Linked DNA regions of Homo sapiens: region 2 is linked to region 1. A link is a loop called in an ENCODE intact Hi-C map of the cell type or tissue named here. Cell type or tissue: dorsolateral prefrontal cortex. All regions are shown on one strand.

What was found. Peaks named below come from ENCODE experiments on the same cell type or tissue, not always from the same donor. Only the 100,000 strongest peaks of a DNase experiment are listed, where the experiment ranks them.
Region 2: it touches region 1 in a loop (4-fold over the local background); 2 of 110 quality-filtered maps call a loop at or near these places.

The regions. Positions count from the first base shown.
Region 1 is chr7:117,869,734-117,877,733 of GRCh38, forward strand. CTTNBP2 (cortactin binding protein 2) reads right to left here and starts at 3,708. Exons shown (of 23, transcript NM_033427.3): 1 at 3,602-3,708. The coding sequence starts at 3,682. In dorsolateral prefrontal cortex, a CTCF peak has its summit at 3,043; DNase peaks (open chromatin) are centred at 2,608, 3,048 and 3,738; H3K4me3 peaks cover 4,610 bases; H3K27ac peaks cover 5,491 bases.
Region 2 is chr7:117,669,773-117,677,772 of GRCh38, forward strand. No RefSeq gene overlaps it. Among named protein-coding and RNA genes, the nearest start is that of CFTR-AS2, 26 kb to the left of the region's middle. RefSeq lists an enhancer at 3,843-4,416 and a cis regulatory region at 4,273-4,286. In dorsolateral prefrontal cortex, CTCF peaks have their summits at 249 (motif pointing right), 4,263 (motif pointing left) and 4,470; DNase peaks (open chromatin) are centred at 219 and 3,749; H3K4me3 peaks cover 942 bases; H3K27ac peaks cover 1,786 bases.

The sequences.
Region 1 (8,000 bases):
GACAATAATAATAAAGTTCAAAAACTGGGGCAAACAGAAATCTACAACCTATTATTTAAGAAGAAAAAAAAAAGAGTGAAAAGCAGGACACTGAAAACAGTTATATTCTCATCTTTGGAAAAATATTCCAGTCAATTTCCTCAACTTCCAAGCTATTTTTCTGAACCATATAGCTGAGACCAGAATGGGAACCTCTATGCTCATCACTGAAAACCCTTCGCATATGGCTCCCTAGGATATGACCACATTTGCACACTCCTTCTTGCAGTGCCGGTCCAAATCCTCCTTCAGTCTCAAGGACTACTTCAAATGTCATCCTTCTATGGAAGTTTCTAGATCCATCCACTAGGGACCCTCTCTATGACTGTTCCTCTCCAAACTTCTAATGCAAAATCATTTTTGCCTCTCATGACACCATCATCCCCAATTTGATTCCTTGGCGTATGTCAGTTTCTATCACTGGAATGTATTACTTTAGGGTAGCAAAGATCATACTCATGATGCCTGTATCTCAGTAAGTGTTCAGTAATGTGTGTTAAATCTACGTTATTTCCTATTTAAAAATTAAGCTGCAACACTTTCAACATTCTATAGCTGCCACGTAACTATAATTTAGTTTAAAAAAACGCTTAGCGCAATTGGCTACGAAAGTTCTTTTCAGTGCATTTACATTCAATACTGTCACCTGGAAAACAAAAATTTCAAGTTCAGCTGTTAATTTGTTTAACATCACTGTCGTGCATTTTAAATCATTGTCCAAGTTTTTCTTTGTCACTGCCACCATGACAACAAATTTTATACCTACTTCTTGTCTATTAGCTGCTCCAGAAAAGCTCAGAATGACAAGAATGTTGGTTGGCTTCCCAAATATAGCTCTAAAAAGATCTCCATTTTCCTTTCATTCCAAAATTCTTTGGTGACAATAAAAAGCATGAAGATTTCGTTTTCCATACTGCCTTATCCATTAGGAGTTATTTTCAGAGTGGAAACAGCAATATGGCCTATAAAAGTCATCACATTTGGCTAAGGCACTGAAAATAGCCCAGGTTTCCCGGCACGGTTCACGGCAAAGACTATTAATATGATCCTATTGAATAATGTAGCTGTTACCCAGCCTTAAACTTGGGATGCTTTCAGGATTTAAACAGCTAAGAATGAGGATCACAAACTAAATTTAAAACATTCCACTAAAAATGATATTAAACTGAAAACTATAAATTAAGCTTGTTTCTAAGCAACAATCTAAATAGTCAAAGCTTAGTGAAAACACTCACTTTCAAAAATAGCCTACTGCTTTAGAGCTTCCATTGACTCCTTACTGCCAAATGTATACATAAAAATGCACGATATGTAAACCAATTTGAAAGTCAACAAATCTCCAAAATGCAAAGTGAATTGTTCACTAAAATAAAAAATATCAGTCAACAAGAACCCAAAATGCATAAAACGCCTCTGATTTTTAAGGAGCAATTGTGATGACACATATCACTCCTCTACACTAGCTTTCCTTTCACTTAAAAATCAGTCTATAGGTCAAGCGGCTGATATGAGAGAACCATGCCTTATTAAGTCAAAACTATTTGGAGAACTAAAATAAAAGGCCCAATTTACTACAAAAGCCATCATCAAAATTTTACTAAAAATTCAGAAATTATTACTGGTTTTTAAACTACTAGATGAAGAATCCTTATTGCATCTCGCAACCCTAAAGGATTCTATGGAAATAGCAAAGAAGGTTCACTTTCGCAGATTTTCCATGGCTCTGCCCATTAACAAGGGTGAAATTATCAAATCCCCAACTATCAGCAGTGAAAATCAGACTTGAACATTTTAAACAGAAGAGAGGGAACACTGACCTTGTTAACACAGAAATCTGCCTGGCGTCCTGGGTTTTGTTTACGATCTAACCAAACAAAACTATATATCAGCTCTACAGACCATCAGTCAGATGTTTGTGTTTGGGTTAATTGTCAGGTGATTAAAATATTGAGGGTAACAGAAACCCATTCTGAGTGGATTAAGTAAACAAATTCAACCTTTCTGGGGAACAAGAAACACACCACACACACACACACACACACACACCCTCTTTCTTTTTCGTCCTTCCCCTTCACACACACACACACACACACACACACACACCCTCTTTCTTTTTCCTCGTCCTTCCCCTTCCCACCTTTTGGGGATGAAGGCACCAAATCATTTCCACTTGCCAGAGAGCCTTGTCTCAATAGCTAGTTTCCTTACTGTGCCCCACAGAGGGGAGCTGATTCACATAAGTGGGCAGGTTTCGTTTGAAATCTTAAAGTTCTCATTTTCTATGCAAAGAATGGAAACTCAATTTTCCCAAAAGTTCAAATCAAAACTTGCCAGTTTTACAAGTGGAAATTAGCAGTCCTCCTCCCCGTTTCTCCTTCCATTGCCAGGCTCAGCTCCTCTCACCCCAAGTACCTTCCTCCACATCTCTCCTCTCCCTCTCCAGAAAGCCCTACCTCCAGAGGGTGGGAGGAAGTTAAAGCGGCCCCCGCTGTTTACGCCCGGCCCTGCCCTCTCCTGCACTGATTCTGCTCAGGTCTTGATAGGAAGAGGGGGGCGTCCACGCCCCGCTCGCTCCATCCCACCCCATCCTTCGGCGGGAGCAGCCAGATCTGGCCAAGAGTGGGAGGCGCTCCCAGATCTGCCTTTCTCTGCAGCTCCTTGCAGCTCCTGCGAAGCTGCTTCCCAAACACCGAGAACCTTTTCCACCCAGGAAATGTGGGTCCAGCCCTTCCCCAAAGTAGAGGCTGGAAACCACCAGCGAGTCTCTACACCGGAATATTAAGGGGGTGAAAGTAAGGACCAGTCAAGAATGGTAGCGCATTCGGCCTCTAGACTCCAGAGAAGGAGAACAATGTCTTGAAACCAGGTGCAGAACCTCCACCTCTCCTGAGCATCGTCTCGGGAAGAACCAATCCATCCACCCCACCCCAATCACTACCACCAAGTAATGGGGCAGCAGGCTGCTAGGACCTAAAGCGCTGGCCTCAGCGGCAGCAGCGCCCACATCTGGACACGGCCCTCTCCCAGTGGGCCTCCCGAAGGCACAGGACCAGATGCACACAATGGGCATCCCCACACCTGCTGGGCGATGGCCCACCTCCCCCAAGCTGCTCTCCCGGGTCCGCTGAGCGGTACCAGGCACCCCCGAGACACGCGCTGGCAACCACGCGCGCAGCGAGAGGTGAACAATGGGGGGTCAAATTCGCCAGGAAACACGTCCCAGCCTTCTCCCCCGGCCAGAAGCGACCGCAGCGGAGGGAGTGGGCATAGGGGTCGCACTGGACGCAGACAGGGAGCTGGGAGAACCGGGCGACCCGGGGCCGCTTCCCGTGGGGCGCGGAAGGGACAGGAGGGATCCCCAGCCAGGGTGGCCGCTCCGCTCCCCCCCGCGGCCTCCGCCGTGTGGGCATCCCGAGGAAGGGGGGCCCCGATGAAGGGGCACCGGAGAGTCCCGGGCTTACGGAACGCCCCGGGGGTGCGAAGTCGGGTCCGGCTGGGACCCCGGCGCCGCCCCCGGCCCGCGTCTACACTAGCCCCGCGCCCGCCCCGGGAACTCGGTTACCGCCGCCTCCGCCGCGGCCCCCGCCGCGTCCTCCGGGGCCCGGGACAAGTCGGGCTCGCAGCTCGCGCCGTCCGTCGCCATCTTCCTGCTCTAGCGGATCCGAATGCGAGCTCGGAGCCGCGGCTCCGGACTCAGCCGTCTCCGCGCGGGCGGCACTTAACCCGCTGCTGTCCGGGACGCGGGCGCCTGGAGCCGGGAGCCGGGAGCCGCGGCACTCCCTCCGCCCCTCGCCACCGCCCTCGCCGCTTAACCCGCTGCGCGCCGGAGCGCCCCGCCTCGGTCCCGCCCCGCGCCCCGCGTCCCGCGCCCGGTGGCGCCAGCCGCGGGCTCGTGGAGGTGCGAGAAATGGGCGCACGACCTGGCTCCGCTGCGGCCCTGCGCGGGGACTGGGGATCAAAGACCACGGAAGAGGTGAAGGCAGAAAGCGCCCGAGGAGCGTTGCATTCCGCAGAACCCCAACCAAGCCGGAGAAATCCGTGCACAGACCAGATTAAATGTCAGGCCTCCTGAATCTGAATTCTCTGAAAGATCAGGGAAAATCCTACACTTCAGCTCCCTCTATCCCACCGCGAGGAATCACACAGGGCACCCCTTTCTTCTTAAATTGCTCTTTCTTAAATTTCATTGCCGCCAGGGTGTTTTTATCCTCCCTATATATATACACACCTGGCTCTGATTTATTCTATCGTTGACTCTAGTGTTTCTCCAAAAACAATTCTCAGATGAAAACGATTTGTCTGTCCTGTTTTCTTTTAGAACGTGGCACCAGCCCCTCAGCTCCTAACTTTCTATACAATCTCCTTTTCAGGGAATGTGTAGCGGGCTGTTTTATATTCTGTGACCCCCCTAAGTCTGAGATCTCTCCTGAAGGACTAACTGAGAAGTGTTAAATGTCATAGCTTTAAAAGCTAAATGTCATGTCCTCTACTTTTGAGAGAATTTAAAAAAATTACTCCCTACGTGTGAGGACACGTGTACATATACACCAAAAACAATCAAACAAAAGCCGTATTTGTAAAAATAGATTTTATGGGAATTACACGTCTCAGAAGATTTTTCATGAGATGAGTGAATTAGGCCCAAACGCTTAATCTTCCCTTTCCACATCTAATTCAGTTCCTACCCTTTGCTGCCAATTTCCAGAATGTGAAAATCTATCACCTCACCAAGACCATATGGTACAGCCCTTCCCAAATCACCAGATCCCTAAAAATGTGTCGAATGCATAAAATCAAATTGAGACATTCAAGCTGTGTCTCAAAGACGTAAAATCAAACCACAACCAAATCTTGCACTTGAAATTTTGGAAGATGAATGACTAGAATGTTCAGTCCAAGGGTTACAGATCAAAGCTTTTTTTTTTTTTTTCCTTTTTTCTTTCTTTCTTTCTTTCTTCTTTTTTTAATGGCAGGCTCCTAATGAAAGGTTTTGACTCTTTAATTGCTCCACTTTCCAAATTAGACCCAAATATGACACAAACCAGGGCAGAGAAAATCTTTTCTGCAAAGACCCTGAAAGGGATTGATTAATAAACTGTGAAAAGTTCCCTCCCAGAAGAGAGGTCAAGAAAGAACTTTACCTAGAACTCTGGGGCTAAAAGTCAGAGGCTTAGAAATCATCTCCAGGTTATCCTGTGAGTACAGGTACTTATTTATTTATTTATTTATTTATTTATATTGGCTCTGATAGTTACTCCCTCACTTATCCCTTTAATATCCATCCCTGTTCATTATACCACTTTCCTTTATTAAGTATACTCTCTAAAACTGCTCAATATTAGAATAACTAGATTTCTTTAAGATTAAAGAAAACCACTGGACAGTAAAAGTTAGATGTCAAACTGATAGTAAAAATTTAAAGTCCAAGGGCATTCCTTGTTCTTTTCAAAATGCACTTCCACACATTGCAAGGCAATCAATTTTCTTGATTCTGATGTTGAATACTTCTCAAGCAATTAACTGGCAAACTTCTGGAAAAAATAATAATAATAAGTTTTACTCAGGGTTAAGAGTTAGAAATATGAAATGACACCATCTCTGGGAAGCAAATCCCTTTTATACATGCAGCCCAATTTTTAAAAAAAAATCACTGGGAAAAAATTAGCTTGTATTCACCTAAATACAATTAAAGCAGGATCATGTTACAAGGAAATCAGTCCTTGCCCACCCCCCCCCCCCACCGCAAACCCCCACCCATCATTTTTTGTTTGTTTTTGTGAAATGGAAAAAAAATAAATAAAACAGTGATAAAAATCACAGGACACCACATTCTCTAACCACCAAAATCCAGTACCTGGGAAGGAGAATTGACAGCATTCTGTTTCCACCTTAAAACCAGCACTGTTGAAGGTTGGCTGAGGATCTCACCTACTGCACAGAAGTGGCACACTAGGAGTTAACTTCCTCACTAGTAGCCTGGCCTGGGGCTGCTTCTCCACCAGGAGGACACTTGCTGGTTTCAATTCTCTCTTGAGAATTAGTCTCTGCTACTATTGCAAATTAACTCTTTCTAAGACTTTCTTTGCACAAAGGCAGGCTCTATTACAGTCAAAGCAAATAGATGTGAAAGGGTATTGACTTGATGGCTCCAGAAATTAAATCTTTTGAAGCCTCATTAAACAGCTAAATAATAATAATAATTAATAATAAAAATAAAAGATATCCCAGGGTTACAGTGAAAATTACTGAAAGGCAGGGTAAAAAAGGAGAAAGATAGAAGTATAAACAGGAGGAAAATAAATCCCTACAACAAAAATGAATCATGAGTCTTAATCAGTAAATTCCTTTTGGCATTAAAATGGAAGGAGTAATACTGAATATATTGCAAATAGAGAAAACTATTATTTACATCCTTTTTTTGGATCATAACGATGCTGATGACCCACTGACTAAAGAATTTGAGGGTAATTATTTTCCAAACCCTGGAATAGAGGTATTTGTGTTGAGCTATAGCACACTCTCTAAGGGTGAAATGACCAGGGAAATGAGTTCTTAAAGGTGGGAATGCAGACAGATGTTTGGGAGCCAAGTGGTTTTCTGATTAAACCATGTCCTTGGCTTCATCAGCCATATCCTCCAACCCACTAAACCAAAAACCCAGAGTTATACATATGATACAACAGGATGCTTCCTTCCATGTGAAAAGATAAAGGAATATACACAGAACCTAAAACTCTTTCCGTCATGGAGTAAGAGAATTATTTATTTCAGTCAAATGACAACATTTATGTTAATTCCAAAGAGCAAACCATATGTCATCATGTCTTAGTATTGCCAAATGACAAAATTATTGAGTAGCAAATCATTTCTGACTGTATCCTCAAGCCTATAGTTATACAATTTAAATATTGCAGACCATGCTTGTCCCTGTCTGCAGCATGGTGACCAACCTAGGAAGCCCCAAATCTTGACGTCAGGAACTCCGCAGATGAGCTCTGAGTGTCCATTGCCAGAAACAAGTTTTCCTATGACCTAACTACATTCCCTCATAGCACATGTCATTAGCTACATGTGCCTCAGGCTTTTTGTGGATTTTACTCAGTAAATTTAATTCTAATCTAGTTAGCCACTCTTGTCAACAATCTATGGTTTTGGAAGGCCTCCTCCACCAACTGCAGTTGGTGTGTGCCAAAGGAATGCAAGCTAATTTTACCTAAGCTAAAGCAAAACATAATTAGGGAATTAAATCTGCTATGTAGGAAGCAAGCCAAAGCGAAACATAAATAATTATCATAATCACTCCCAGCCCCTTTTAATACAACCTTTAACTGGGAACTGTATCTGTTCATTCAATTGCTGAAATAATGTACAAATATAAGATTTGACTGCAAGGTTAGAGCCACATTAAGAAAATCATCCCCCGGTACAGTCACTCTAAGAACAGAAACCAGCTAATACCAAACAATGAAGTAGTGTTGGTTCCATTCTCTTGCATGGTTTTTACATTTTAAATCATTAGTTGTTGGTTTGGATGCTTATCTGCAGAAGTCATTTACAAGAGTAAATTTTAGTGCAGAAAGATGTTTTAGTGCAATACCATTATGGAAAAACAATTTTAACAAAAAAAAAAATCTGGCCTGCTCTTGCCCCTTATCCACCTGAATTGGAAATGGACCTGAATATTTCTGTTTATTCAGCCTCTTTAGCAAACTCACAAGCCTGCAGTATATAGTTACTAGGCAATCATTAAAGCAGGGGTGTTTATACCATTAGGCATTACTCATAGTGGAGCTTCATTTATCTTAGAAAGTTTAAAAACTATATAAATATGTTGTGAGATCAGGCCCTTTTCTCCTCTGATTAGAAGTGTGGATCCAGCTGCAAAACCACAGCTGAGATTTTTCTTTCACTTGGGGATATGCACTGTTCAACACAAAAGGAAATTTAGTGTTCGAAGAATT
Region 2 (8,000 bases), 200 kb before region 1:
GGTAAGTTAAAAATCTTCATCAACGAAAATACTATTTCTGCGTTGGCACCTGCATGGATTTTCTTTGTCCAAATCCCTCTTTTTAATTGATGAGGCTTCTTTAGTTCCTTTTTTTCTTCCTTGTTGAGCTTCTTCATGAAATGTGCAGTTGCTAGCATGTGGTGGACGGACTGCAGATCCCTACTGAATGCCAGGCCCTCCGGCCCTGTGTTCTCTTTCTTGGAGAGGTTTGTTTTCACACGTAACCCCAAGAGGGCAGTCTCAGAGCGTGTTCTAGTCTAGTTCTTTTTTTAAAATTACTAAACTTTATTTTTTTTAGGGCAGTTTTAGGTTCCCATCAAAATTGAACAAAAAGTATGGAGAGTTCACATATAACTTCTCCATACATGATAGCCTCCCCCATTCAACATCCCACACTAAAGTAGTACATTTGTTACAACTGTGAAAGCAAATAGAATTTCAAGACCCCAAGCTCACTATGCCAAAGGGCAAGTTAAGCTTCAGAGCTGAATTACTCAATATTGCCTTCCTTTTGTTCCCTAACAGCCGTAACTTCACAATCTTGTGTGATAGCCTCATCCATAAACCAGGTTCCCACAATGATAGAAGGCCACATATCTCCCCAAATGACCTCCCTCACAATTGTGCCCAAGGAAAATCCTTGTGAGACCCTATCTTTTAGGATACATATCCCTCCTATAAAATAGCCCTAAAACTGAGTTATGTTGAATTTCACCCTGATGATGTCAATTACCAGCTTGTCTTCATAGGCACAGGACGCGGGCAAGACCAGAAATCATCGTGCTGTCTACCCTGCAATGAACACATAATTGACTTTTCCTTTACTCCCTCTTTTTACCTATAAAATTTGGATTTACTGAACACTAACCAAAGCCTCCCCTGAATAGAACCATTTGCCTCACTGCCTACCCTCTATCCTCTTTTCCTTCTCCGTGTTTGCACTTTACTCTTTAAATATTAAAGTTCCCAAACCCTCTTTGGAAAAGCACAGGTCACAGATGCTCCTCTGGCTTGTGTTCTTCCTGGGTGCATCTGCAAACTTTGGCTAAACAAACCTCTATCGATTAAGACACCTGCCTCAGTCACTTTTTCCTTAACACAACCAATGAACCTACATTGACACATTATTATTGCCCAAACACAATAGTTTATATTAGGGTTCATTATTGGTATTTTACATTTCATGGGTTTGGACAAATGTGTAATGACAAGTTAACTACCATTACAGTATCTTACAGGGTAGTTTCACTGCCCAAAAAATACTTTGTGCTCTGCATATTCATTCCCCTTTCTCCCCTAACTTTTGGCAACCACTGACCTTTTTATTGTCTCCATAGTTTTGCCTTTACCAGAATGTCATCTACTTAGAATTACGCAGTATGTGGCCTTTTCAGATTGGCTTCTTTCACTTAGTAATATGCATTTAAGTTTCCTCCGTATCTTTTCATGGCTTGATAGCTCATTTCTTTTTAGTGCTGAATTATATTCTATTGTCAGATGTACCACAGTTTATTCATTGACCTACTAAAGGACATCTTGGTTGCTTCAACGTTTTGGCAATTTTCAATAAAGCTGCTGAAACATCTGTGTGTGGGTTTTTGTGTAAATATAAGTTTTAATTTCTTTGGGTAAGTACCAAGGAGTTCAATTGTTGGATCATATAGTAAAAGATGTTTCGTTTTGTAAGAAACTGCCAAACTGTCTTCAAAGTGGCTGTACCATTTTGCAGTCCCACCAGTAACGAATGGGAGTTGTGGTTGCTCCTTATCATTGCCAGCATTTGGTGTCCTCGGCGTTTTAGAATTTGGCCATTCTAATAGTTTTGTGGTGGTATCTCATTGTTATTTCAATTTGCATTTCCCTGATGACATGATGTGGAGTATGTTTTCATATGCTTATTTGCCAGCTGTGTATCTTTTTTGGCAAGGCATCTGTTAAGGTCTTTGGCCCGTGTTTTGATCAGGTTGTGTCTTGTTGTTGAGTTCCTTTACTGGATTTCTTTTGTTAGCATGGTATAACTTTATCCATCCCTTTATTAATCTACCTGGGGCTTTAAATTTAACTAGGTTTCTTATAGACATCATGTAAGTCTTGCTTTTTGATTCACTCTCACAATCTTTGTTTTTTAGCTCTTGACATTTAAAATGATTATTGATATAATTGGATTAATATCTACCATATTTATTCCTGTTTTCTGTTTGTTTCCTTTGTTCTTTATTCCTATTTTTACTTTCCCCATTTTTTTGCCTTTTTAAATTTTATTGAGCATTTTACAGGATTCTATTTTCTCACCTTCTTAACATAGCAATTCTTCTTTTTTTAAACTTTTTTAGTGGTTGCCCTACAGTTTGCAATAAACATTTACAAGTGACCTATGTGCCTTTAAATAACAATATTCCATTTCATATCAGTGCAAGTACCTTAAATTACAAATTTCTAGCTTCTGTCCCTTTTACCATTTCAGGTATTCATTTCATTTATATATTAGCTTATATATATCCCTACACTTGATTTTTCCTCATATGAGATTTTCTTTCCTCTTTCCCATTTAAAAAAATAAAATAAACTATTATAGCCACAGACTTTCTATTTTTATTTGTTTTCTGTATTGAAGTCTTGATTTTGGGGCTTTACTTGTCCCTGTCTATGCCCACTCCTATCTGACACACACTTTCTTAATTTATTTCCTAGTTGTTTCACTTTGTTTATCTTCATTATGAGGAAAAAAAGCCAAAACCTGAAATGAATATGCTTCCTTCCAGTAACCAGGGACCTTCCATGGTTGGGAAATTGTTACCTATTCGAGTGAAAGGCTAATAAAACCCCCAAGGTAAATATTTTAGTACTTCACTAAAGAAAGAACCTCAAATACTATGTGGAAGACAATTTAAAATGAGGTTTAAAGAGCTCAATATAAAAACCTGTTTGACCTGTTAAAACAGGTGTGGACAATCACAATTCCCTATTTAAAAATACAGTGAAAAAACCTACAAATGCAAGACAAATACATTGGAGCATGAGAACTCCAAATTGTTAGGTTAGGAATTAGAAGCTGTTCCCAGTGTGTAGAGCTAAGAGACCCAAGTCATTGTCAGTTGACAGGGAGCCGGGACTCAATACCTGTGTACTTTCTCAGAGAAAGGAGAGGTCTTGGCAAAATTTTGGGTTTATCCTTAATTCCATACAATGGGAATATTCAATTGCTCTTTAATCACTCAGTATTGATAGGGACAGGGGGCAGAGAAATTCTAGGCAGAAAAGGGCGGGACCCTGGTGAAACCCCACCCTCAATCCGAAAAACCTGAAACTGCCACCGAAAGTGAGAACTTCTATCCCTGTTTTCCCACTCGAATGTTGCCTTTTTCTAAACTACCCGTGGCCTGCTCCACCCCCATCCTTTGCCTATAAAAACCCCAGACTCAGTTGGTAGATGGGACTATAACTGGACATTGGAGAGAAGTGGCTTGACTTCAGAGCGACAGCTTGACAGCATACTTTGGAGAAGAATCTGAGAGGAGAAGGCAAGACTTCAGGGGAAGATTACCTATCTGCCCTGTCCCCTGTTCAGCTCTATTTCCCACTGAAAGCCACTTTCATCAGCAATAAAATCCCTCATTTACCATCCTTCAATTCGTTCATGTGACCTCATTTTTTCTGGACGCCAGACAAGAGCTTGGAGGCCACGAGTATGGATACAAAAGGCTGTCACACTGGCTGTTTGCCCTTGCTGGTGGAGGGCAGCTGCCTCACATGAAAAGGCAAAGAGCTCACTGAGCTGTTAACACTTAAGCCTTCCGCAGACGGCAGAGCTGAAAGAGCACTGCAACACACCCTCTGGGCCTCAGGCTCTCAGGCACTCCTACCTGGTTGCGCCGCTGGGCCCGCACAGAGTTTGCTACTGCCGGCACCTGAAAGCGGTTGGCTGGTTCCTGCACTCGCTCGTTCTGGTTCCTGCACTTATTCATTCGCACGCTCCCTCCCACAAGGGGTAGACGGGGCGGGATGGGTAAATGAGGCACCCCTGTCTCAAGTCCCGTGAAGGCGTCAGGGAAATAATCTGCTTCAGTTTCTCTAGTTGTAAAATGGTTAAGAACATTATGAAAGGTGGTCAACAACTTTATAAGTGAATATGCTAATGCTGGCCTTAATTCTAAAATGCTACTTGGATCAAAAGTTATGATTCAGTTCCAATACATCTTCTATTCATTGAAGTACAGAATCTGTACACAAAGTACAATTGTATCTTCAAAAACTGCCACCTTGTGGAGATTTGGTTTTATTGTTAAGACAGCCAGTGCCAACAACAGAAATGAGTACAGAGCCTCACATACTAATGTAAGTGAATCTCAAAGACATTTTATCTTTAAGCCATTTTGAAAAGTAGAAATTAAGCCTGAATAGTTTTGGGGCACAAATTGCTCTTTAACTCTCTTCTTTCCCATTCACCTTTGTCACTGATGGAATAATAGAAGGAGCAATCTTTATCAGCAATGGCAGATGTGCTGATAAATGAAACCAAAACTGAATTGACAAATATTGACACAAATACTTATAGAAGCAATTTAAAAATCTACCTTGCAATTAATCCTTATGAAATTTAAGTCATAATTTACTAAAAATTATAATATAAAGAAATAAACTTTCTCTGTTTTATTAAAAGAAAGGATCAATACATTTGGCCACAATTGATTGGCCATAATTTTTGTCAATGTTCTATAAGCTAATTGAAAATAAGACTATTTTAAATATAATTATCTCCCTTCTCCTTTGCCTTTTCATTGGCAGCAGGTGCCATGGGCTTATTCATATTCTAAAAGAGAAGTTGTGTGAGCAAATTTGTCATCATAGGCAATCCTCTTGTAAGGAAAAAATTATGATTTGATTTTTATTTTCTCTTATCTCCTAATTGGGTCAGATACTCCAGTGTCCTCGGGGAGCCAAACCAGGAGCCAGTGTGTCCTTACACAAACACAGCTTCCTTCCTGCTTGGAGCTCACACCAAGCATTTGCATTTGAACCAAGCAATGTTGACAGGCTATTGAGCCACAGAAGTTAAACATTCCAAGTGAGCCTGAGACGACCATTACATTCTTTTACATTTTCTGGTCGATTAAAATTTTAATTGTTTAAAATTTCAAATAGATACAAAAATAGACATAGAGTATAATAAACTTCACACCCCTGTCACTGAACTTCAATAGTTATCAGCTCACAGTCAATCTTATTTCATCTATGCTCCCTCATGCTTCCCTCCTATATTATTTTGTGCAAATCCAAACAGCATATAACTTTAGCTCTATGTGTCTCTAAAAGACACGGCTTTCTCTATCATTCTTTTTCTTTTGAAACTGATCCATATTACCTTTACCAGAACTAGAAAAACAGTCATCTTTAATATCCTCAAATATTCACTCCATGTATAAACGTCATTGTCAGTTTTTTCCCAAATATAGGTAGTCCTCATGTTGCACATTAATATGGCACTATGAAAATCACCATGCAAGATAATTTAAATAATTAATGGGGGAAAAATTGTTCCATGACCTTTAAAAATATTAAAAATTTAAAACTTTCTTACTGTTGGTTATAAACAATAGGGACACAAAAATAGTGAAACATTTAGTAAGTAATTTAAAACATTAGAAACACTGAGAATTAAAATGTTTCTTTTAAACTACTTATCAAGAGTAGTTTGAGCAATACTTGGTTTCTTTTGGTTATGTAACTTGCAATATGAAGAAAGCATCTTTTCTATGCCTGGGCAAGTTGTCATACTCCTTTCTAATTTAGGACCAGCTTCCAACATTGTATCCTTCGTGACTTCAATGTTGTAAAATATCTCCAAGAGTTTGTTTAAGGTAATGATTTTTGCTGATGTCACCTCCTCTGGGGCATCTGACAGGCATTCCTGCTAGGTCAACCTATAGCAGAGGGTGGAAGGGCCCAGAGATGGCAAGAGAGAAAAGGGGGGAACCTTTTAGAGGTGATTAGGCTATGAGGGCTCTGCTTTCATGAATGGATTAATGCCATTACGGCAGTGAGTTCATTATAAAAGGACAAGTTTGGCCCCCTTCTCTCTCTTTCTTGCTCTCTTTTGGCCCTTTTGCCTTCTGCCATGGGATGACACAGCACAAAAACCCTCACCAGATGCTGACCCCTTGATACTGGACTTCCCAGCCTCCAGAACTGTAAGCCAACAAATGTGTGTTCTTTATAAATTACCCCAGCTGTGGCATTCTGTTATAGCAGTACAAAATAGATCAAGACAAAGGGGGATTGCAGGCAGGAAGGGAGCCCCTGACCTCTTAGTTTCACTCATCTGGAATTTAGCCACTACAACACAGAGCTGGGGCTTGAGGGGATAAGAAATGCTATTGACCTGCACTTCCCAGGGTGATAGTACAGTTACAGGCTGTAAACTCAAGGGAGAGGGAATGCCATCATCTTGGCCACATCAGCCTGGAGTAGAGCTTCTATCACACCAAGTTGGGGGAGGGAAGAGGGAGCAGCTTGTGACTGAAGTGCCATAAACTTTTGTTCTTACTGAGATTAGTATATTTTCTGGAATAAACGCTGCTGCTTTTGCTGTATGTGCTTAGGGCCATTTTCAGAGACTTTAAATGATTGATAATTGTTACCAGTAATGGTTATTTTGATGGGTAGTTGGTCCACAGAGCTCCTCACCTTGCTGTTCTAGAAATTGTCTTTTAGCTTAGTATTAATTCCTGAATTTTTCAGTTTTTCTGATCTTTTACCTCCAGGATGACTCTTTGAAACAACTCTAAATTATTGACTGAAACTTTTATGTATAATTCTCATTTTGTTCTTCACACAATCTCTGTGAAGGAGGTTCTAAGAACTAAGAGGCTTAGAGAGGGTAAGGATCTTCCCAGAAATTACACAGCACTCCCAGATTTGGAACCTTTAGAAAGTTTATATACTTATTGGAAAACTTAGCTCATTTTTAATCAGAGGGAAGTCATTTTACAGTGCCCCATACAGGGAGTCAGATAACTACTTCCTAGTTAGGTTTTCCTCTCTATAGAGAGTCAACCAGCCCTGCTGTACTTTCCCGTGGGATCTGAAACTGCAGAAATCTACTGAGAAAAACAGAATGCTCACAGCAGGATAAAGCTCATGTTTTCTAGAGCTACTAAGATTCAGGCTTATGCCTCTGTGTTTGATTTTTTAATAGTCTTGCTAATGTCAAAGTGATTCTATCTTACACACCCCAAAGTCTGTAAAGGTATAATAACAAGGGGTGAGATTGTCTTAAATCTGCAGTTTCTTGATCTGTTTAGTGGGCTACTATAGGTTACTGCAGGACCTCTCAAGGTTTCTAGTATGCAAAGGTGCATTTTGACTCTGTAAGAGTGGAATATCATATGTAATGTTTCTCAATTGATTTGTCTACATAACCGTATTTTCTTGTGCCATTTATATCCTGTGTTTTGGGGAAGGTTGGCCTAGAACATTTATTCTAAAAGGAAAGGGCATGGGAAATTCTTACCATTGGCAGTGTCGGGGAGGAAAAAATGCATACTTCTTACCCATTTAGTTTATTTTGCTAGTTTACAAATTAAATTGAGATAAGACAGATTAATAGGAGAAAATCAACTTTAATTATGTGTGTATACATGGGAGTCCCACAAAAATGTAAGACTCAAGGAAGCAGCCAGATGATTGAGACCTATATATTATCCTGAGCTACAGAAAGGGATAAGGGTTTGGGGCTTTTGCGGGGTTGTGGAGGCAAATTTTGGGAAGGCGAGGAGAGGAAATGTATGATCAATAAATGTTGCCTTGTTGTGCAGATAAAAGTGTCTTAGGTGATAAAGATGTTTCCAAAGAGTAGTTCTCTTCATGGTACAGATATTTTACTCATGATCATTTCCTTTATAGATATAAATTTCCTTTACGAAAGGGGGAATTTTATTTTATGTAGTTAGTGGAGAAGTCGGTAAAGAGCTTTTCCTGTA